Regions from separate parts of the Homo sapiens genome. Here region 2 is linked to region 1. The links are chromatin loops, found by intact Hi-C in ENCODE. Cell type or tissue: heart left ventricle. All regions are shown on one strand. Each heading gives the region's core, and the rest is flanking DNA. Links, peaks and the distances in the headings are about the cores only. Region 1 has its middle 8.0 kb from the start of VCAM1. Region 2 holds the start of GPR88 (G protein-coupled receptor 88).

Evidence for each region. Peaks named below come from ENCODE experiments on the same cell type or tissue, not always from the same donor. Only the 100,000 strongest peaks of a DNase experiment are listed, where the experiment ranks them.
Region 2: a loop joins it to region 1, with 2.3 times the contacts of the local background. A loop is called at or near these places in 5 of 110 quality-filtered maps.

The regions. Positions count from the first base shown.
Region 1 is chr1:100,706,515-100,717,034 of GRCh38, forward strand. No RefSeq gene overlaps it. Among named protein-coding and RNA genes, the nearest start is that of VCAM1, 8.0 kb to the right of the region's middle. RefSeq lists an enhancer at 5,755-6,954. In heart left ventricle, for the core only: no CTCF peak of the experiment used is centred there; a DNase peak (open chromatin) is centred at 6,667; H3K27ac peaks cover 1,085 bases.
Region 2 is chr1:100,534,735-100,545,254 of GRCh38, forward strand. GPR88 (G protein-coupled receptor 88) reads left to right here and starts at 3,405. Exons shown (of 2, transcript NM_022049.3): 1 at 3,405-3,768; 2 at 4,160-7,287. The coding sequence starts at 4,233. The coding sequence ends at 5,387. RefSeq lists enhancers at 3,829-4,678, 4,127-4,526, 4,679-5,527 and a silencer at 4,797-4,966. In heart left ventricle, for the core only: CTCF peaks have their summits at 4,523 and 4,723; DNase peaks (open chromatin) are centred at 4,327, 4,757 and 5,177; H3K4me3 peaks cover 1,560 bases; H3K27me3 peaks cover 1,745 bases.

The sequences.
Region 1 (10,520 bases), core at 1,705-9,704:
CCCTGTTGGCTGACAGCAACTCTGGTGGCCTCATTTAACTGTTTTCTGGTGAACCAGAAATAGTACCTCTGCATTGAAATCAAGGGCAAGCAAATGCCTGCAACCTATTAGCACAGGACATACAGGTATATTTCCAAGATGACTGGTTCCTGCAGGTCCATTAAAGCAAGGGCAATACAGCTTTTTAATTCATATCTCTTGTATGTCTGACATATGGAGGCCTGAAAAAATGACTATGGGCTTCTGAAAGGGGAGAGTAGGTTTCAATCTGCTGGGAAAAGAAAATGAGGTAAAGACACCTTATAATGATTCCTCAAAAATATTCGATAAACATTCAATGATAACCAATATGAGAACTAAAACAATCATATTTTGTAGTTCACATAATCATCATATAAGCTTTGTTTTGTTTGTTTTTAATATTATTCCAGATAAAGCCCCTACATTCTTCTGATACTGTCACATAGCAGCCTCAGGGCCACATTGTGATATCTCTCTTATCAACACAAGGTTCTCAGTCCTTGAGAAAACCTGATACAGTCATTCCAGACATTCTCATACAGACATTTCTGTCTTTTACAAGGGCCTTGAACTTTGATGCTGAATCAAAGAATCTGCTTACAAGGGAGAATGCATCCTGTTAATCAGGATGGAAACTAGTTTCGTAAAGAGCAATGATTGATCTTAACTTAGGAAAAGGGAAAGAAAACTCTTCTTAAAGTATGTGTGTTTGGGAAGTGGGAGATTTTCATACTGTAAGCTTTTACCTAAAAGATACTGATCCCCTCCCCCAGTGAATTTTGTTACAACTGCCCTCCACCTCATCCTGTGACTTTTAGGACAATCAGCCTTACAGACAATGGCAATGTCACCAGCTACTTGAGCAAATGTCTTTACAGACTTTGTAAAACAAGTATTAGGAAACTGACTTAACTGAGGGGACAGATTAGGATTTTAGAAAAAAAAATTCTTGTAGGTTCCCTCAATTGCCATGATATTTTTATTTTTCAAAAAGTAGGAGAGTATATTAGTTTACTGGAAAAACAGTGAGCTAATTGTAGGCCAGAGGCCTGGGCTCAAGCTGCCCTCTCTGCTGCAAATAACCATACATATTTGGGAACATGATAACTACTCTGGGCTTTAGATGGATAGACAAAGGCCAAGATATTGCCCAGTTCAAAAACTATTAGCCTATTAAACCTAGAGGAAATAAACAAACTACAATGAGACCCTACAATATGACGCCCCTGATTGCCCTCATTTTCTAATTCTCTGGATCAAGAACATTTCCAAAAGGCAGCACACTATTATTAACAAAAAGTTATTGATGATAGTACTCACACCTGATTACCACTCTGTGGTTGGAATTACAAGACAGTGATTTTTCAGATCCCTTCCTACACAAACATCTCATTTACAGCCTTGGACTTTTACCCAGCAGACCTCATGATAGTCTTTCCGGATTCACTGCTTGGAAGATGAGTTACATGGTGCAATTATTTCTCAGTTTTTGTCCAGTGTGCTAATCTGAAAACAAGGTGCAGTGGTTATTATTTGAAAACACTTGAGAGCAACAATGAGAAGAAAACAAAATGACTAGACTCCGTCATTTCTCCTGCAGAATCTCAAGAGACATGGAAAATGTCAGGCTGTGTGGTACCTGCTGGCTTGTGAAGATCATTGTCATCTCAAACAAAGATGACCTCAGCCCTGGGATGGAGAAGACAATAGAACCCCCTGAATGGTAGATGCCTGAATCCATCAAATGGGGAAATCTTTTAAGTTAAACTGTTTACTTACATGTTAACATCCAGCACTTCTCCTTATTTATTTTTTTCCTTTCGGATTTTAAAAAGCCTGCCTGGGGAAATTTTAGAAAATATTTGGAATGTCCATAAGTACAACGCAATATTTGTGTTACAATTTCCTTTTTGAGCATTTTAATCACTTAGTATTTATCCTATTTATCCTGGCTCAAAGGCTTCAAAAACAGGATATTTTCCTTAAGTCCCATTTTAACTGTAAAGTGGCAAATTGCAAGCAAGCTTTTAGAATTTTTTATATGGAAGTCTTGGAATTTCCACAGCTTATGTTCTGAGCCAACAAAAATATACAGAGATAGAAAGCAGGGAATTTTTGAATCTAGTTGGCTTACTTCACAACATTACTTTTTTTGCAGATATATTTGCTTAACAGGGCAATGAATTTTAAGTATGATTTGGGAATGGAAAGTTGGTTTTTATAAATTCAGAGGAAAAAATGGTAAAAATAGTTTGCATTGATGATACCATATCAAAGGAAATGACGATGCCTAAGTTAAGTACAAAGCTTTCCTGGACAACCACCAGTACAGGAAGACTCAAAAAGGTCTGGGGTTGAGCTGAGTTGAGACTGTTTTGAAAGTAGTCAGTGTGCTAGAATGGAAAGAGCACTCAATGTAGAATCAGGAAACTTAACCTCTAGTCCTAGTTTTCTTATTACCTAGCTGTGTGGCTTCGAGTAGGTCAATTAACCTTTCTGACCCTCAGTTTCCTCATCCTTTTAATGACAATTAAAAAAAATACTCACCTGGCATATTTCCTAGGATTGTTAAAAGGCTCACATACGATAAACTATATTAAATAATTTTTAAAGTTATGAAGCACATTACTGATGTGAGATATCTTTATAACATCTTTCTATAATTCAGTTAATCTTTGAACACCCAATGTTTAAATTGGATATAATGGCAAGATTAACTGGGACATTTTTCTTTGTCAGGACATGGTGGTGTTTATATCATAACAATTTATTTATACTCTAATAAGTCTATCTTACTAGCTTTTTGGAGTAGGTTCTGCTATAGGATGTAAGAGGAGCTTACTGAGTTCCTGTTATTTCTGTTAAGACTACCCTCCTGTCTTCTGCTCTTCTTCCAAAGCTCAGTGAGCTCCTGGAAAGATCACCCCTCCACTGCTGGTCTTACCACTGCAAATTGCCTGTGAATTTGCCTATGAAGCCATACCCAGAAGATGGTGATCTGCTCTCAGATCATTCTCTAACAGATGATCAGGACTAATCCCATCTTTCTTCACATCTCTCTCAATAAGTCCAAACTTCTGGATTCATTATCAATATATCTCCATACGTTCCTTATTCTGAGCCAATTCTGGGTCTCTCAAGACTTTCATTGTGCCCTCTAGAATCGTCTGCAAAATCCCTGATATTGTCTACCTTCATTAAGCCTTTATCTTTTTATCCTAATGGAAGACTGGGTTGGTAAATAACACTATATCTGAGACTCGTCAGATGGTGACCCTACATGCCACAGAGCCTGGAAGTCAGATTAGGAATCCTTCTTCTTGTGGCCACTTCCAAAACATTTTCCCGCTCCACTGCTGTCCAAATCTTATCTCCGTTAGCCTCCTGGTATCTTCTGGTGACACTACATCATTCTTTAATGACTATTTATTTCGCACCATCCATATTGTTTATTGTAGGCTACTAACTACGTCCTGCCTCTTTCTTTTAATAGACTGAGGAGGGGGAGGTTCTGAAAGAGGCTTGTCGTCTTCTTGTTCAACCATTTTGTACTTCCACCCGGGGTTTGTTTCCCTCTCCTTTCCAATTTACCCTCCCTCTGCTAGTTCCTTTGCTCCCAATGTTTCTCTGTTCAGTTTCACTAGAATGTGAACTCCATGAAAGCTGGAATATTGTTTGCTTTGTCATCATTGTATTCCTGAGCACCTAGCAGTGGTTGGCACACAGGAGGTACTAAAAAAATATTCATTTTGTCACCAACCTTAACATAGAGGGAAATAGACATGTCCATGTCTAGGGACTCAGATAGAAACACTGGAACATACAAAGTAAATTCAAGAGGCTAGATCCTGCAGCCAACAGCAGAAAGTCTGTCTAAAGCATAAAAAAGCAAATAGCAATGACCTGAAGACATGAAATAAGATTTCCATGAAGCTCCTACTAAGAACAGGTGCTTTGTTAGAACACCTGTGTTCGTTTTCTTGTAGTTATAATACCTGGCTTCACAGATATTTGGCCAATTTGTCTATGGTTCTTCAATTACTCATTATTAGCTCAGAAATAATACTGATTCAAGGGAAGGACTTTAGTGACCATCTAGCCTGCCTTCTTCTGCTTTGCAGGTGAGAAAACTTAAACCCTAAAAGTAAAGAGTTTTACCTCAGATTACCCTTTTATTTACAGAATAGAGATAAGAACCTAGGTTCCTTTACTTCTGACTACTTCTGTTTTCTTTTTCTTTTCATTTTTTTTGAGACAGAGCCTTACTCTGTCACTCAGGCTGGAGTGTAGTGACATGATTTCAGCTCACTGCAACCTCCGCTTCTTGGGTTCAAGTGATTCTCATGACTCAGCCACCTGAGTAGCTGGTACTACAGGTGCACACCACCATGCCCAGCTAATTTTGTGTGTGTGTGTGTGTGTGTCTGTGTGTATACAAGAGACAGGGTTTCACCAGGCTGGTGTTGAATTCCTGACCTCAAGTGATCTGCCTGCTTCAGCCTCCCAAAGTACTAGGATTACAGTCATGAGCCACCATGTCTGGCCTACTTCTGCTTTCTTAATGGTACCCTGCAAGTGTCAAAATGTCTTAAACAGTTTAACAGTACAATGCTGACCTACAATTCTTGAAAGGCTTCTAGGTTCCAAAAGGAAATCTTATGTGTTGCTTATGAAAATTGTAATTTTAATTTAACATATAACTAAAAAATCATCATGTTTATGTTATAGTCAAATGGGAAAAGTATTTATTTTACTTGTTTGACATACCAAACTCTGAGCTTTGTACATTATGAGATAATTCCCAAATTACGAGTCATTTATAAATAAATATAATACATTTGTTTAGAGTAATTTTCTATCATGTTCTTTGCTCCTTTTCTTCCTCATGTATTTACTTGTTCCCTATCTACCAAAAGCTCATGAAATGTCCAAGTCTTCTCTCAAAAATGTAAACAGATGTTTTGCAATCATTTTAGAATGGGAGGGGCCTGAATACTTTTTAACCTCCTCAGCTCTTTTGTGTTGCAAATGAGTTATAGAGGTGAATCCATGTGGGGCCAGAAAGTATGGTGGGATGGGCATATAGGGCTGTTTTCCAAGGATATTGCACTTGGACTGAATGAAGGCATCCATAAGAACATGAAGAGGAGGAATGTTTTGGTACTCAGGGCTCTGTATTAGTCCATTTTCACACCGCTATGAAGAAATACCTGAAACTGGGTAATTTATAAAGAAAAGAGGTTTAATTGACTCAGTTTTACAAGGCTGGGGAGGCCTCAGGAAATTTACAATCATGGCAGAAGGGGAAGCAAACACATGCTTCTTTGCATGGTGGCAGGAAGGAGAAGTGCAGAGTGAAGGGGGTAAAAGTTCCTTATAAAACCGTCAGATCTTGTAAAAACAGTGTCATGAGAACAGCATGGGAGGACCACCCCCATGATCTAATCACCTCTCACAAGGTCCCTCCCCCAACATGTGGGGATTACAATTACGATTACAATTTAAGATGAGATTTGAGTGGGGACACAAAGCCAGACCATATCAGGCTCCATTAATGTTCCTTCTAAGCACCAGCGAGTGGCACAGGGAATTCCCTTTTTGGAGTTACAGTCTTAGGCCCCTAGAGTGAATTTGGACAAGGTGTTTCCATATTGTCTACTCATCCCTTTCCTTCTTGGACTCCTAAAGCAGATTCTGAACGCTCATCATAAAATGTCCCGGTATTTAATATTCAAAAATCGCCCTGAAAGTTGTGATAAGAAGCTTATAGTCATCAAGTTGAGGAGAAGTGGATGCAGTCTCCTGGGTCATTGTCATATTCAAAGTGTCAGATTGGAATGAGACCTTATGGGCATCTGGGTTCTCTAAGTGACAGCATTAATACTTGAAGGGAAGGTGCATCTCTCCCACAAACACTGAGGTGATTTGGCATAGTGCACCAAGTAGAGAAGTGAGAATGAGATGAGCTGGGGTAAAGATCCAATTCTTGCCACTAGCTGCGTGAGCTTGCTCAAGTAACCAAATTTCTTTGGGCCTCTGTTTCCTGATCAACACTGTGAAGATAAGAGCATCCACATTACCTCTCGCATAGGGTTGCTGTGAGGCTCACAGGCCATAATCCTGAGGCACTTTGTAAGAGGTGAAGAGGCTGGGCTTCTGGGTTGGGTGGGGACTTGGAGAACTTTTCTGTCTAGCTAAAGGATTGTAAACACACCAATCAGTGCTCTGTGTCTAGCTAAAGGTTTGTAAACACACCAATCAGCACTCTGTAAAAACGTACCAATCAGCACTCTGTCTAGCTAAAGGTTTGTAAAAGCACCAATCAGCACTCTGTAAAAACGGACCAATCAGCACTCTGTAAAATGGATCAATCAGCAGAATGTCGGCAGGGCCAAATAAGGTAATAAAAGCTGACCACCAGAGCCAGCAGCAGCAACCTGCTTGGGTCTGCTTCCACCTGTGGAAGCTTTGTTGTTTCACTCTTTGCAATAAATCTTGCTACTCACTCTTTGGGTCTGCACTACCTTTAACACTCACTGCGAAGGTCTGCAGCTTCACTCCTGAAGCCAGAATGACCACGAACCCACGAGGAGGAACACACAACTCCGGACGCGCCACCTTTAAGAGCTGTTAACACTCACTGCAAAGGTCTGTGGCTTCACCCCTGAAGTCAGCGAGATGACGTCAGCGAGACCACAAACCCACTGCGAGGAACGAACAACTCTGGACGCACCACCTTTGAGAGCTGTAACACTCACTGCGAAGGTCTGCAGCTTCACTTCTGAAGTCAGCAAGACCACGAACCCACCAGAAAAAAGAAACTCCAGACACACCATCTTTAAGAACTGTAACACTCACCACGAGGGTCTGTGGCTTCATTCTTGAAGTCAGTGAGACCAAGAACCCACCAGAAGGAACCACTTCCGGACACATTTGGACAACTCTTTAGATCAAGGGTGTCCAATCTTTTGGCTTCCCTGGGCCACATTGGAAGAAGAAGAATTGTCTTGAGCCACACATAAAAGACACTAACACTAATGATAGCTGATGAGCTTAAAAAATTGCCAAAACATGTCAAAATGTTTTAAGAAAGTTTACAAATTTATGTTGGGCCACATTCCAAGCTGTTCTGGGCCACAGATTGGACAAGCTTGCTTTAGATAAAGAGTTACACAAATGTGAGGCTGGGCACAGTGTCTCATGCCTGTAATCCCAGTGCTTTGAGAGGCTGATGTGGGAGGATCTCTTGGGGTGGGAGTTTGAGACCAGTCTGGGTAACATGGTAAGACTCTGTCTTTACACGCATATATAAAAATTAGCTGGGCATGGTGGCCTGCGCCTGTAGTCCTAAAGCTGCAGTGAGTCATGATCGTGCCACCACATTCCAGCCTGGGTGAAAGGGCAAGACTTTGTCTCAAAACAAAAGGCAAGCAAACAAAAAACAACAGAGAGTTTCACAAATGTGAAGTGTTATTAGTAACTGAAAGAAGTGTACTGAGTTATTGCCTCAAAAACATGTTTATTTATTTCATATAAATTCATAGGCACTTGGGGTGGACAGAGCATCAGATCAGGTAATATGTAAAAATGAGTAAGACTTCTCTACTTAAAGAGGTTAAATATGTCGAGAAAATAAAGCCCCATCTGGACATAGTAAGTAATAAAACAAATACAAGGCAAAATGCTTTTTAAGAAGGCCAGAGACAGATTTGCAAAGAGGGAAGTTCATCCCAAACAGGAGAACTGGAATATACAAAGGATCCTCTGTCCACCTGAAATGCCAAATTTAAACACATGGGATAGTAAAAGCATAAATAATCAAATTCTGAATTCCATTAAGTAAATTTAGAAGAGGGAAGGGAGTAATAATTTTCATATTGGCAGTCTTCTTCCTATTATTATTTTATGTAATCATTTAGTGTGATATTAAAATTCAGTAAATCTCTCACATCTTGTGTGTACGTTTTATTAAATAGAAGTTTTACTCTTAATAAGAAATAATCTTTTTTTTCAAAATTACAAAAGGTCACAATAAATTTATGGTTAAGCAAGATTCCTACCAGATAATGATCTTTCCTGTAGTTTACTTTCCAGAAAAATCTCACACTTCTATCAGCTTACTCAAATATATTTTATTTCCTGATTGCAGATAAATAAATGGCACCTATTCTGGTGACTCGGAATAGGTGCCATTTATTTATCTGCAATCAGGAAATAAAGTGACACTTCTGAGTCACAAAGTTCAACTCTTCTGAGTTGAACTATGTGAAAGTTCTTTACTAATACCACACAGATCTTTTCCATTCTGATATAGGAACTGTGTGCATGTCCTCATCTGTATATTTCAGTGCTAGAAAGGTGTCAGCATAGCAGTCTCTCAATAAACATTCTATGAATTGAACTGAATTAGGAAATTGTGACAGATGCTGCTAATTGCCTGCCTACTCATCATCCACTCTTCCTTTTTTCTTATAAACAGAATCCTAATTTATTTGGAGGCCACCATGTATTCAGCTAAAATATTGAATCTCCTACTTTTTCAGTGAGATATGAGTGGAAATCACTGCCTTTGACTTCTTAGAAAGTTATTTAAAAGGAGACAAACTCCACTGGCTTTGACTTCTTGCCCCTCACTTTTTTCCTTGCTTTGCTGACTGAAATGCAGATGTACTGTTTGATGACAAAGCCATCTTAGAATTATGAGGGTTTGTTACACGTAAAAGATGATAAAACTGGATCTGAAATCAATCTTGGTCCTTGATGTTTCTCTCTGGTAGTTGGTCCAGCCTTGAACTGTGTACCCGTAGACCTCTATTTAATTAAGCCACTGTGAAAGGTTTCTGTTACATAAAGGCAAATGGAGTCATAGATATAGATCCTTTGACTCTGTCTAGCTTAGTGGGGAAGTAGTTGACATTATAGAATCTACTGAGATGGTTTTTCACTTTTTCTACCCCATTCTGATAATGCCCTGCAAAAAAAAATACTCCTCTCATCTGGGTAAGAATTGCTGCCATATTCTTGCAAGGATAAAAATAAAAAATAAAAAAATAAAAGAAAGAATTGCTTCCACAGTGAGCCACAGTTACTGCTAAGAATGTCACTTCCCTAAGATGTGTTAGGCCACCCAAGAAAAAAGGTTCAGAATCATCTCTGCTTCAGGGAGGCTCATAATAAATTGACTAATTGGAAGTCCTGAAAGTGTTGGAGTTGCAATGCATTCAGTAGTTATTAAATAAGTGGAAAGAAGTATGCCTGAAGTATCTCAGAGCCCGATTGAGATACCAACTGATACAGCAGCATCAGAAGATGATTATAATTTTGATGTGGACAGTGAAGGGGTTGGTGAAGCTAGACTAGAAACAATGGAGAGTGCTGACCCTGATAACAGAATCTTAGCATTGGAGGGCAACTTAATGGCCATCCAGTTCTATGTCTCAAGGCAAAACTTGACTTCTACCATATTGTTCACAGATGTCATCCAACCTTTGCTTGAATACTCCAGTGATTAATAGCTAGTGAATTCAAAAGGTGATCTATTGCATTATTGAAAAGATTTAACTGGAAAGTCCTTTTTACAATCAACTTAATATGATTGTATCTTTTTTTAATTATTATACTTTAAGTTCTAGGGTACATGTGCACAATGTGCAGGTTTGTTACATAGGTATACATGTGCCATGTTGGTTTGCTACACCCATCAACTTGTCATTTACATTAGGCATTTCTCCTAATGCTATCCCTCCCCCAGCCCCCTACTCTAATTATTACCATATACCATTTATATAGCATTTTACTATATTTATTTTAAGAGATTTCATATGATCAGTGTTGATTGATAGTCATAAAATGATATGAATCACTTGAAATAATACTATCTGAGCATTTGTAAATCTGCTCTGAGAGGCTACATATAGTTGTACAAGGTTTCACAATTCCTAGGTAGAATACCTGGACTTGAAGACAAGACTATTAGACTCTGAGTCCAGATCTCCTTTAAATTGTTATATATTCAATCAGTAGGGATTTACTGAGCTCCTAGTATCTACTGGTTACTATGTTAAAAGTGCTGAAGCACTAATGGTGAACAAGACATAGACATTCTTGGTTCCTCTAGAGCTAATAATCTGGTAATTGCCTACATATGAGTTGTACTTTTAGCTTTTGGTATAGCACAGAGTAATAAGTAAATTCCTTCCCCTGTGCATTAATCATTCAGTTATCACATTGCTTCATGGGTGCCTCTTCTCTAGACAAAATATGTCCTTTTTCTTCAACATAGGAGCTATTACTTTTCTCTGGACACCCTTAATTTCGTCAGCATCTTTCTTAAGGAGTGGCATTCTGAATTAGACACCCAGGCTCCCAGTATGATCTGGTGGGTGTGTAGTGCTCAGAGACTGTGGCCTCAGAAGACTTGAAGGTTGAATTACTAGGAGTGCAACCTGGACTCATCACAGCTATTTTGATTTCTCATGGCAGTGTTCATTTTTATGGTT
Region 2 (10,520 bases), core at 1,008-9,007, 170 kb before region 1:
ATTCACTTCATATAAAAGTCATACTAGAAATAGATAGAAATGTCTCTAACTTATAAACAATATATCAGAAAACTATAACAAACACCATATTTGATAGTGAATTATTAGAAACACTAGGGTAACAATGGGGACTATTAACCAAATCAGTGACCATAGGAGAATGAGTGGGATGAGGAGGGAGAGAGGCCAGCCGAATGGAGAGTTCCAACACGTCTGCAACTCTGGAAAGAAGTAAGCTTGGTGGGAAAGAATCTGTGGGTGACCCATAGGCGAGAGTGGAAGGCAGGAATCAGATGAGATCAATTAGGGAGAGAGAGTAGGGTGAGAAGAGAACCAAGAAGAGAAGCCAGGAACACTATCTTAAAGGAGCCATGACACTGGGGAGCCAGAGACTGAGTCTGGAAGGGAGCAGACAGAGGAACAGAAGCAAAGGGAAACCTGGAGGGAAATGGCACTGAGGAGGAGGGTGTTCTTCACAGAGTCAAAGTAGAGGGCAAGGATTTAGGAGTCACGATTTGCTACTGAGAGGCTACTGTTAACCTTGGCCAAAGCTGTTTCTGTGGAGCAGGGAGAGCTAAGGGCCGTGTGGGTGGGTATTCAATGGTAAAATCAGAAGTAGAAGGAGAAAATGAGCACTTCCATCAGGAAGGGGAAGTGAGCTGTGTGTAGGCACCATGAGAAGGAGGTGAAGTTCCAGGGGAGTTTTATGAGGTTGTGGTGAAATCAGCATTTTTGTAAGTCTGAAGGGGAGCAAGCAGTGGAGAGCAGAGAGACTGACAAGAGACAGCAGAAAGCAGATGACTGATGGGGCAAGTTCCTGCTGAAGGTGGGAGGAAAGAGATGCTCATAAAAGTGAATTACTGTTTCACCGTGGAGAAAACATAAATGAAATCATTTACACTGCCATTCACTTATTAATTCAGTAAGTATTGATTAAGTTTCTACTATGTCCCAGGCACTGACCTGGTGCTGGAAATAAGATAGAAAAAATTCCCACCCTATATTATGTAAGTTCATTAACTTAAAACAAAAGGAAAACCAAATCCAGAAACAAACAAAAATTTGGCCCCTGTCAGGCCAGCGCTAAGGGAGGCATGGTCTTGGAGGAAGTGTGTGTGACTGCCAGGCACTGGAGTCCCTCAGCAGGAATGCTGCTCGTCTCAAAGGCAACACAAAGTGGCAGCTGGGACCAGGGATCCAGAATTTGAATACCCTCCCACCACATTCTATCAGAGAGTCCTTTAGGACTATGTTAATGTGAGAGAAAAAACTTTACTTCAATGGCAAGTTTTAACTATGAATGATTAGGAGAGTCTCCTTTCTCCTGAAACATTGCTCTTAGGGACAGAGTGGAAAAGACTCCTGGACATATGGGCCAGAACTACAATGCATGTTACAGAGAAGAGGTATACGCCATGTGTCATAACTAGAAAGGAGAAATGCAGGCTTGCTGTGCTTAATGCACTCAAAACCTCAATAAGGACAAATGGCAATAGGCAAAAAGATGATGACAAATACTCATCTCATTTACATCAGTAAACTTGATATCGAAACCTTCAACCCTCTGAATAGCAAGTCACTGGTTCTTTTCTTTCACTTCCCCCTCCGGCCCCTGCCCCTGCCCCAACCAATTTCATTCAGATATAGCTTAGCTGGACCAAATCTATCAAGTCATGCTTATCCTTAATCCTCATCAGAGTTCTTGAAGTCATCAACTAACCATATTGATTTTGAAATAGAAAAAGAAAAGCAGAGAAGCTGTGTTTTGACCTCTCTCCTGAAACATTGCTCTTAGGGACATATGACCCAGAACTACAACTGCAATGCATGTTAGATAGAAGAGGTATATGCCATGTGTCATAATTAGAGAGAAGAAATGCTAAATTCATGAATAGGGATTCACAGAAAGTTTTAACAGAAAGGGCCTTTGAAGTGACTGACTGTGAACTTATTTGACAAGATGAAAATAATCCATCGCAAGGCTACATGATGGATGCTCGGCTTAGTATCTGGGTGTGCTGCAACCCCACCTAACATTTTTTTCTATTATGCCATGTTACCATATTCCCATATTGAGTTACATTTTCAAATACATGACTTTTCCAGTGAATAATTGAGAGAACTCCTTTTCTGAAAAAATTCCCACATGGAATGGATAAATGAACACTTGCACCAAAGAAGATGCCAACATCAGACTGCAAATCTCCAAGACAGACAAGACAAAAAGTTCTGAAGTGAAAAGTCATCTTTGTTCACACTGTGGATTATTCAGGTTTCTTGCTTTCCCCCTGACACACATTTTTTTAAAATTGACTTTATTTTTTTAGAGCAATTTTAGATTCATGGCAAATTTGAGTGAAAGATACAGAGATTTCCCATGTACTCCCTGCCCCTCGCATACATAGCCTCTCCCATTATCAAAATCCCCCACCAGAGTGGTTCGTCTGTTACAATTGAATGTACGTTGACACATCATTCCCCAAAGTCCATGGCTTACACTGATGTTTCACATTCTGCCACTTTGGGCAAATTTATAAGTACACAGATCCACTATTATGGTATCATACAGAGTAGTTCCACTGTCCTAAGAATCTTCCGTGATCATCTATTCATTCCTCCTTTCCCCCTAACTCGGGCAACCACTGGTCTTTTTAACTGTCTCCATAGTTTTGCCTTCTCAAGAATGTCATAGTTGGTAGCATACAGTATGTAGTCCTTTCCAGTTGGCTTCTGTCACTTAGTGATACACACTTAAGGTTCCTTCATGTCTTTTCATGGCTGGACAGCTCATTTCTTTTTAGCACTGAATAATATTCCATTGTCTAGATGTACCACTGACATCTGCTTTAAATCTTTTGCCCATTTCATTTTTACCCTCTAACCATTTCATTACTAAAACACAAAACAAACTCCGGAAAGGAGTTTGTTGATGAGAAAACACTGAAAGTACGATTTAAATTGAGGAATGGAGATTTTCTGTGGATAATTGTCTATGTTCCACTTTACCAAAGAAAAATGAATTTCAAGTAGTGCATAAAGTAATTCTCGTTAAAAAATGTGGGAATAAAGAGATCAGTCCTGGGTACTGGGAATATATTTATCTCACAGAAAAATCTTGCCCACAAAATGCATCAGACTGAGATGAAATACTCTAGGGTATATTAAATTTTATTCTAATATTGAAGGGAGGGAAAAAAAGGACGGAAAGAAAAATGAAACAGGATGAAAAATAAGGTGATTGGGAGAGAGAAAAGACAGAGAAACTTGTTAACGACAGGACTTTCTGAGCAAGATATTTTTCTTCCTTTTACAAGTTGGAAGCTATTGAATAATTCATGCCAAGCGTGGAAAGGCTGTCTTTTCCCTGGATGATGTATAACTAAGCAGGAGAGAGCTTCGAGTGGGTTCACCACATCAGCCACCACTCCTGCTTCTGAGCACAGGGTGCTCTCCTCTTGAGCTCAGCTTCTGCTTTTGCAGCCAAGCATTCTTGCTGCTGCTGCCTGCCTGCCCACCCGCCTGGGCTTGCAGCCCGCCACTTTACTTTCTCCAGCCCTGATACCAGCTGAGAAGTCTCCCTGCAGCTGCTAGTTCCTGCCCAGGACCATGTGTGTGGATGCTGCTTGGGAGAAGCGGGCACTTGCTCCTGGCACTGATCCCAGCTGAGTTTCTCCTGTTGATTTCTGGACCACTGATGCTGTTGCTGAGGAGGTATTTCCCGGCATCCCTCCCCCTGAGACACCGGCTAAGGACCAGCCTAAACGCAAGGTAACCTTCACCTCTTTCCCATGGGATTTTCCCCAGCTGGGATATCTCTGCTTTCTCCTGGAACTAGGTCCTCCAGCTGGCAACATATCTCTCTCTCTCTCTCTCTCTCTCTCTCTCTCTCTCTCTCTGTGTGTGTGTGTGTGTGTTGGGGGAGAAGAGGAGACTGTTTTAGGTATTGCTCTGTCCTAGGGCTTCCCCGATACCTGCTGAATCCAATGCAAAGTGGCCTTTCCCCTGGCTCTGGAGACATTTCCGAGGCAGGCACCTGTCATCTGCCACCCCCGTCCTCCTCCTCGAGCTCCCTTTCTCCCCCTCCCCCAGCCCATTATTCTGCTTCAGCCTTTTGTGTCAGTGGCAGAGGGCTGAAGGGATGTCTTTGCCCTTCTGGCAGGCAGGACAGTGTCAGGATGGACCGCGCTGCCAGAAGCCGACGCTAGCGAGGGAGGTGTGAAGAGTTGGCCAGAATGACCAACTCCTCCTCCACATCCACCTCCTCCACCACCGGTGGCTCGCTGCTGCTGCTCTGCGAGGAAGAGGAGTCGTGGGCGGGCCGGCGCATCCCGGTGTCACTCCTGTATTCGGGCCTGGCCATCGGGGGCACGCTGGCCAACGGCATGGTCATCTATCTCGTGTCGTCCTTCCGAAAGCTGCAGACCACCAGCAACGCCTTCATCGTGAACGGCTGCGCCGCCGACCTCAGCGTCTGCGCCCTCTGGATGCCGCAGGAGGCGGTGCTCGGGCTCCTGCCCACCGGCTCTGCGGAGCCCCCCGCAGACTGGGACGGCGCTGGGGGCAGCTACCGCCTGCTACGGGGTGGGCTGCTGGGCCTCGGACTCACGGTGTCCCTCCTCTCCCACTGCCTCGTGGCCCTGAACCGCTACCTGCTCATCACCCGGGCGCCCGCCACCTACCAGGCGCTGTACCAGAGGCGCCACACGGCGGGCATGCTGGCGCTGTCCTGGGCGCTCGCCCTGGGCCTCGTGCTGCTGCTCCCGCCCTGGGCACCGCGGCCCGGCGCCGCGCCACCGCGAGTCCACTACCCGGCGCTGCTGGCCGCCGCGGCGCTGCTGGCGCAGACAGCTCTGCTGCTGCACTGCTACCTGGGCATCGTGCGCCGCGTGCGTGTCAGCGTCAAGCGGGTCAGCGTGCTCAACTTCCACCTGCTGCACCAGTTGCCCGGCTGCGCCGCCGCCGCCGCCGCCTTCCCGGGCGCCCAGCACGCGCCGGGCCCCGGTGGCGCCGCGCACCCGGCGCAGGCCCAGCCCCTGCCGCCCGCGCTGCACCCGCGGCGGGCACAGCGGCGTCTCAGCGGCCTGTCGGTGCTGCTGCTCTGCTGCGTCTTCCTGCTGGCCACGCAGCCACTGGTGTGGGTGAGCCTGGCCAGCGGCTTCTCGCTGCCGGTGCCCTGGGGAGTGCAGGCGGCCAGCTGGCTCCTGTGCTGCGCCCTGTCCGCGCTCAATCCGCTGCTCTACACGTGGAGGAACGAGGAGTTCCGCCGCTCCGTGCGCTCAGTCCTGCCGGGCGTCGGCGACGCGGCGGCCGCTGCCGTTGCCGCCACAGCCGTGCCCGCAGTGTCCCAGGCGCAACTGGGCACCCGCGCCGCGGGCCAGCACTGGTAACCTAGCCGGGGCCCGAGGGAAGCGGAGATCCCCGGCTTCCGACGTCCTTGGGCACCGTCGCCTCCTTCCCTCCTAGGGCATCCCCTGCCTGAACGAAGACTTCCGCCGCGAAGCCCGATAGATCGGGGGAAAATGGGGCCTTCGACCCCAGCGGGCTACCTGAACCAAGGCGTCTCTTTAAGTGGGGCGCCCGAAGTCATTTTGGACGGCCACCTGATTTTTACCCTTTGTTTCTGTGTTTTAGAGGAATCCTAAAGTCAAAACACCAGAGACTTGAAGAACTTGCAAACTGGCGTTTTAAAATAACCGGTTAATTTATTTCCACACAGTTTGTTTTTGAAAAAGAGCTTTCATAATGTATAACCCTTTCCACTTTCATCGTCTTATATATGAAGCGCCTTGAGTGTGCATGAACCAAAGGAAATAACATTGAAGAAGGAAAACAATATGTAGAAAGTATTTTAGAAAGTAACCTGTCTTTGATGATGCTTCTCTTACCATTTAGTTTTTGTATATTACCCTGGGGCAGTGAAGCCCTAGGTGTGCCCACCAGTATGAGTTGCCATTAAGACCTCAAGCCCTTTATTCTTAAAAGGGTTTTTAATAAAGTCTTTCTCAAATGAGGTAGAATCTTAGCCAGTGAGAAAAAAAATTATTTTATGCTCCTTTTTTTTCGCACTCTTAAGACTGAAAATTGGCGTTGAGTGTTATAGTGAAAATTTTCCAGTTTGATAATTGATGGTCAGAGCCAGCACTGGAATTTTGAAAACAAATAAGGTGATTATCTATTTTAGGTACCGTTTCACATTTTCTATAGCATGCACACTTGTTGCTACCCTCATTTTGTAACCAATTTATTTGCCTTATGAATGTGATTGCAGCTTTGAACATTCTGTACTATAATGGTTGCTAAGAAGAATAAGTCCTTCTGTTTTCTCTTTAACATTTAAAATATCTCAATGCACATGATATAATTAAACACTAATAATACCATGACTGCATAGCTAATATTAGCTGCTATTGCATGCTCCTAGATGCTAGAACTTATTGGGCATGTGGTATACTGAAGCAATACCCGTTAGACAAGGATATTTTACTTCTTCCAGACACCAGAAGAAATGGCCTTCAATTATTTGAAAAGAGACACAGAGACACCTCTGGCTACCTAGAGTTCTTCCTGTCTTGACCCAATTTATGAGAAAGCTCCCAGTTGGGACTTTATCTCACAAGTGGAATCACAGTCAAGACGGATCAATAATATGGTTTGGCTCAGCAAAGCCAGCTGTGCTCTTTTAGGGTTTAAACAAGCCACACGTTAGAAAGCAACACTGTTTTTATGTAGTTCATATATATTACCATGACATTTAACATCAATATCGTATATGTTGAAGGAGGTATAATAAACTCAGTCATATATAGTGAACAGTTCAAATGGGAAAGTGTTCTAAAACATATTATTTGAGATTTGTCATATTCATCTTTGGTTTACTAAATTTACTTAGAAATATTTGAAATGCAAAATTGTGTGAAATCACCTTATCAAATTAAAATGGGAAGAAAGTAATTTTAATAATTTTTAATAATCATATGTCAGCATTCTGACTACTTACCACATCAAATCTGGGCCCAAACAGCCTCAGTTAACTGCATAATTCAGGAACAAAACCAGCTTGCTTTGTTGCACGCCTGGGCAATTTCAGCCAGGACATTAGGACCACTTGTTGTACATCTGAATAATTATGGAAGTTGGGACATGTTAAGGAAAACAAATATGTTCATCACCAACAATCAGCTGTCATTTTATTAATCTATCCCTTTTGTGCATGCACCATTTCTCTCTTACTAACAGTTTCATCTGTTCACATTTTCCTTGATTCAAATATTAAAGTTCAGACAACTATTCTGAGTTTTTTTTCTTCTGTCTCTGGTTTCCTTGCATACCTCCTTGAGAACGTTGTAACAGAGGATATGGTATTCCAAAGCACTAGTGATGAAAGTAACTTCTTCTTGCTGGCTTTATCTAATTTTAGTTTGTACAGTTATTTCTACTTTATATAATTAAATAAGGCCCACATACCAGCATCAAAGAGAAATAGGTAAAATTTCCTTTCTGTAAGTGTTGGGGAATAAGTTACAACAACAGAGAGCTGAGAATTTTCCTTTTGGGGTGGGGCTGGAGGGGGGATGCTTTTCTAAGTCTCTGTCAAAAAGGTCTTCTTTTAATTAGAACTTTATCTCTGTTTCTCACTGTAAATGGCTGTGAATGACTTCCCCCGCTATTCCTATAAACATCTGCCACGCATATGAAGTCAGCTTTCCAAGTGGTATCTTGATATCTTGCAATGTTTCTGGCTAGCACTGAGAATCATCTTATACTGGCTCCATGCCAATGGGAGACCTACTTTAGCTTAATTTACTGGTAATTAACTCCACAGGACTGATTCACTTTTAATTTCAAGGTAGTAATGATGTGTCTGAAAATGGCTTACCAGGGCACTAGCTGTGAGTGTTGGAGTTGTTGGATTTACAAATTAACAGAGATCATGTTTTTATTTAAATGAAACCACGTATTATCCACTCAGGAATAAAAAAAATCCTAATTGCTGTTGTGGGCTTCCCTATTTTGCCTTTTCTACTTTTTTCTCCCTTTAGATATATGCCTGTTAAGACATATAGCACCTGCCTCTCTTCCCCTTGCATTTTAAATAGCTAAATTCTAGGATGTAATAGAATTACATATTACCCCTAGCACTTCCCTTCTTCCAAATTGTAGTATGTGAATAAACAAGAATTGTTTTTCACAAAAGCATCCACAGGTGATCTTTGTTTTAAACAAGACAGGGAGGGTTCCAAGATCAGACAAGTTTTCCTGTGTCTCAGAATTAGGGAGAAAATTTCTACAATGGGGGTATTGTTTTTTTTTCAGGAGGACCCAGTTGGAGGATAGAGTGGGGCTGAGGAAGGGGGAAGGGGCTTATTTTAATCCTCACATAGAGAAAGTCCTTGAAAAGACCTGCTTACCAATGGAATGTCAGCTTGCTTTAAACTAATGGGCAGTGCAAGCTTGTTTTTCTGATAATAACCACATTGGTCAACTTCACTGTCTCATGTGTGACCTTTCTTCTGTCTCCCAGCATTCAGACAATGCTCATCTGGCTCTTTAGTAGTCCTAGGAGCTGACTTGACAAAAGACATCAGTAGCATAAGTTAAATTCAAGAACACTGAGAAAAATTGTAGATATCCCTTACTTTTGAGGCCTGTCCTTAAAGTTTGTGGGTTGCTGGGCAAGAGTGGAGCTCCAGATGGAGCTCTCAGTCTTCAGGAACAAGGTGGGAGGACCCTTTCTTCCCCCCTCCATTTTAACATCTCAAGGGTCCTCATACATAGGTGTATGACTCAGCCCACAATTCCCAGTTCTGCCTACAACCATTCCCTCACTAGCCACCTTGCCACTACTGGGACCTAATGGTGGAACACAAGCAGGGGCCAGAGCATCCCCTGGGAGTGGCCTCGAGCCATTTGGGCATGGAATTCCTGGGTTCCAAGTACCAGCTCCTGTTGCGGGAGGCACAGGCTCTGAGTGGGCACATTTCATTGGGACTTCTTTCCCTTTGGGAAGGGTAGCCAGAAAAGGGCAGAAGCAGAGCTTTTAAGGCCTGAGACCCAGGCTGGGTTCCCACATTCTCTAAGGGCAATACTGCTTCCAATACAGCTTGCACATACGCCCTCTAGAGGCATCCTTTCCTAGCCCCTCCCATCTTCAGGGACTTTTTAAACAGGTGCCACACACAGAGTGCCCAGATACTTAATCATATCCTGCCTGGTGCAATAGGTGAGGAGGATGGTGAGGAGGGAGTAGGATGGATTTATATAAAACAAGAGGTTGGATATTGATGATTGTGGAAGGGGAGTGATGGGTACATGGGGAGGCATTCATTGCACAGTTTTCTCTACTTTTGTGCTGTATCTTTGAAATTTTTCATAATGACAAGTTAAAAAAAGTGAAACTAAACTAAAAAAATAAAGAAAAAAGGAGAAAAGTAAAGAAAGAAAAGTAACATTCCTACGGTCACAGAATGATTAAATGGATGGGCTGGGATTCAAGTCTTTGACTGCAGAGCATGAGGTTGTAAATACTGGGCTGTAGGATAAAATAAGAATTTTAAAGTCAAGAGTAAAATTCTCTCCATGATGTGGCCATTCCCTAACTTCCCAAACCTATCTCTCCCATACTTGCATCCTTGGCTGTTGCCTGGTTGATGTATACACTACCTTTGAAACATGGCCCATGTTCTGTGTCTGAGACTTGGTGTATCCAAAGACATTTCTGGGATGTCCTAACTTTTCATCACTTATCTAGCCTCCATCCTGCCTTCCAAGAAGACTCATTTAGTTTCTGTCTCCTCCTTAGAGCTCCCACCACAGCCATAAGCTCTGTCTCCAAAGAACCGCCTGTACCACTTTGTTCTGACCACATATCCCCTTCTCCTATTGTCTCTTTCTCAATGTGCATGTCTTGTCTTCAAAAACAGATAGGAAAAGGTTTTTGGTTTTGTTTTGTTTTTATTTTTCAATTCCTTTGACTTTTAAGGGCAAATACTGTCTTCTATCTTTTTGTAACCAGTTCTCTGAAATATACCGTATATTTAATACATGTTTATAGTTGAAGACAGTAATTTTAAAAGAAAAAAGGTTTGGTCCTTTCCCTTGAATGTTTATTGTTCTCTTAATGAACTAGACCCAAGAATAAATCCTAGGTCCCACCTTATATCTTACCAAAAGATATTCCAGAGTAATACCTTGTGGGATTATCAGCATTGTAAGTCACATGCTGTTGGTGCTGTCAGCGAGGGTGATTTATACACCTGTCATATCCAAGCGCTGTTCGCACTGACTAATGCAACAATAGAAAGTCTTGGTCCTAATGACTACTTTAAATTCAAAGCCAAATTACTTAAGATGTGCAATTATTTCTCAGGGCCTTGCATAGAAAAACTGTGTATTTTTTTGTTTGTAAAAGCCTTAAACATTGCTATTCAATAGCCATGCAATTTTGCCGGAATGCTAGGAGAAATAACTATGGGAATGTCTTTACGACTCCTTGTCACTTCAAAGCCTAACAGGCCTGAAAA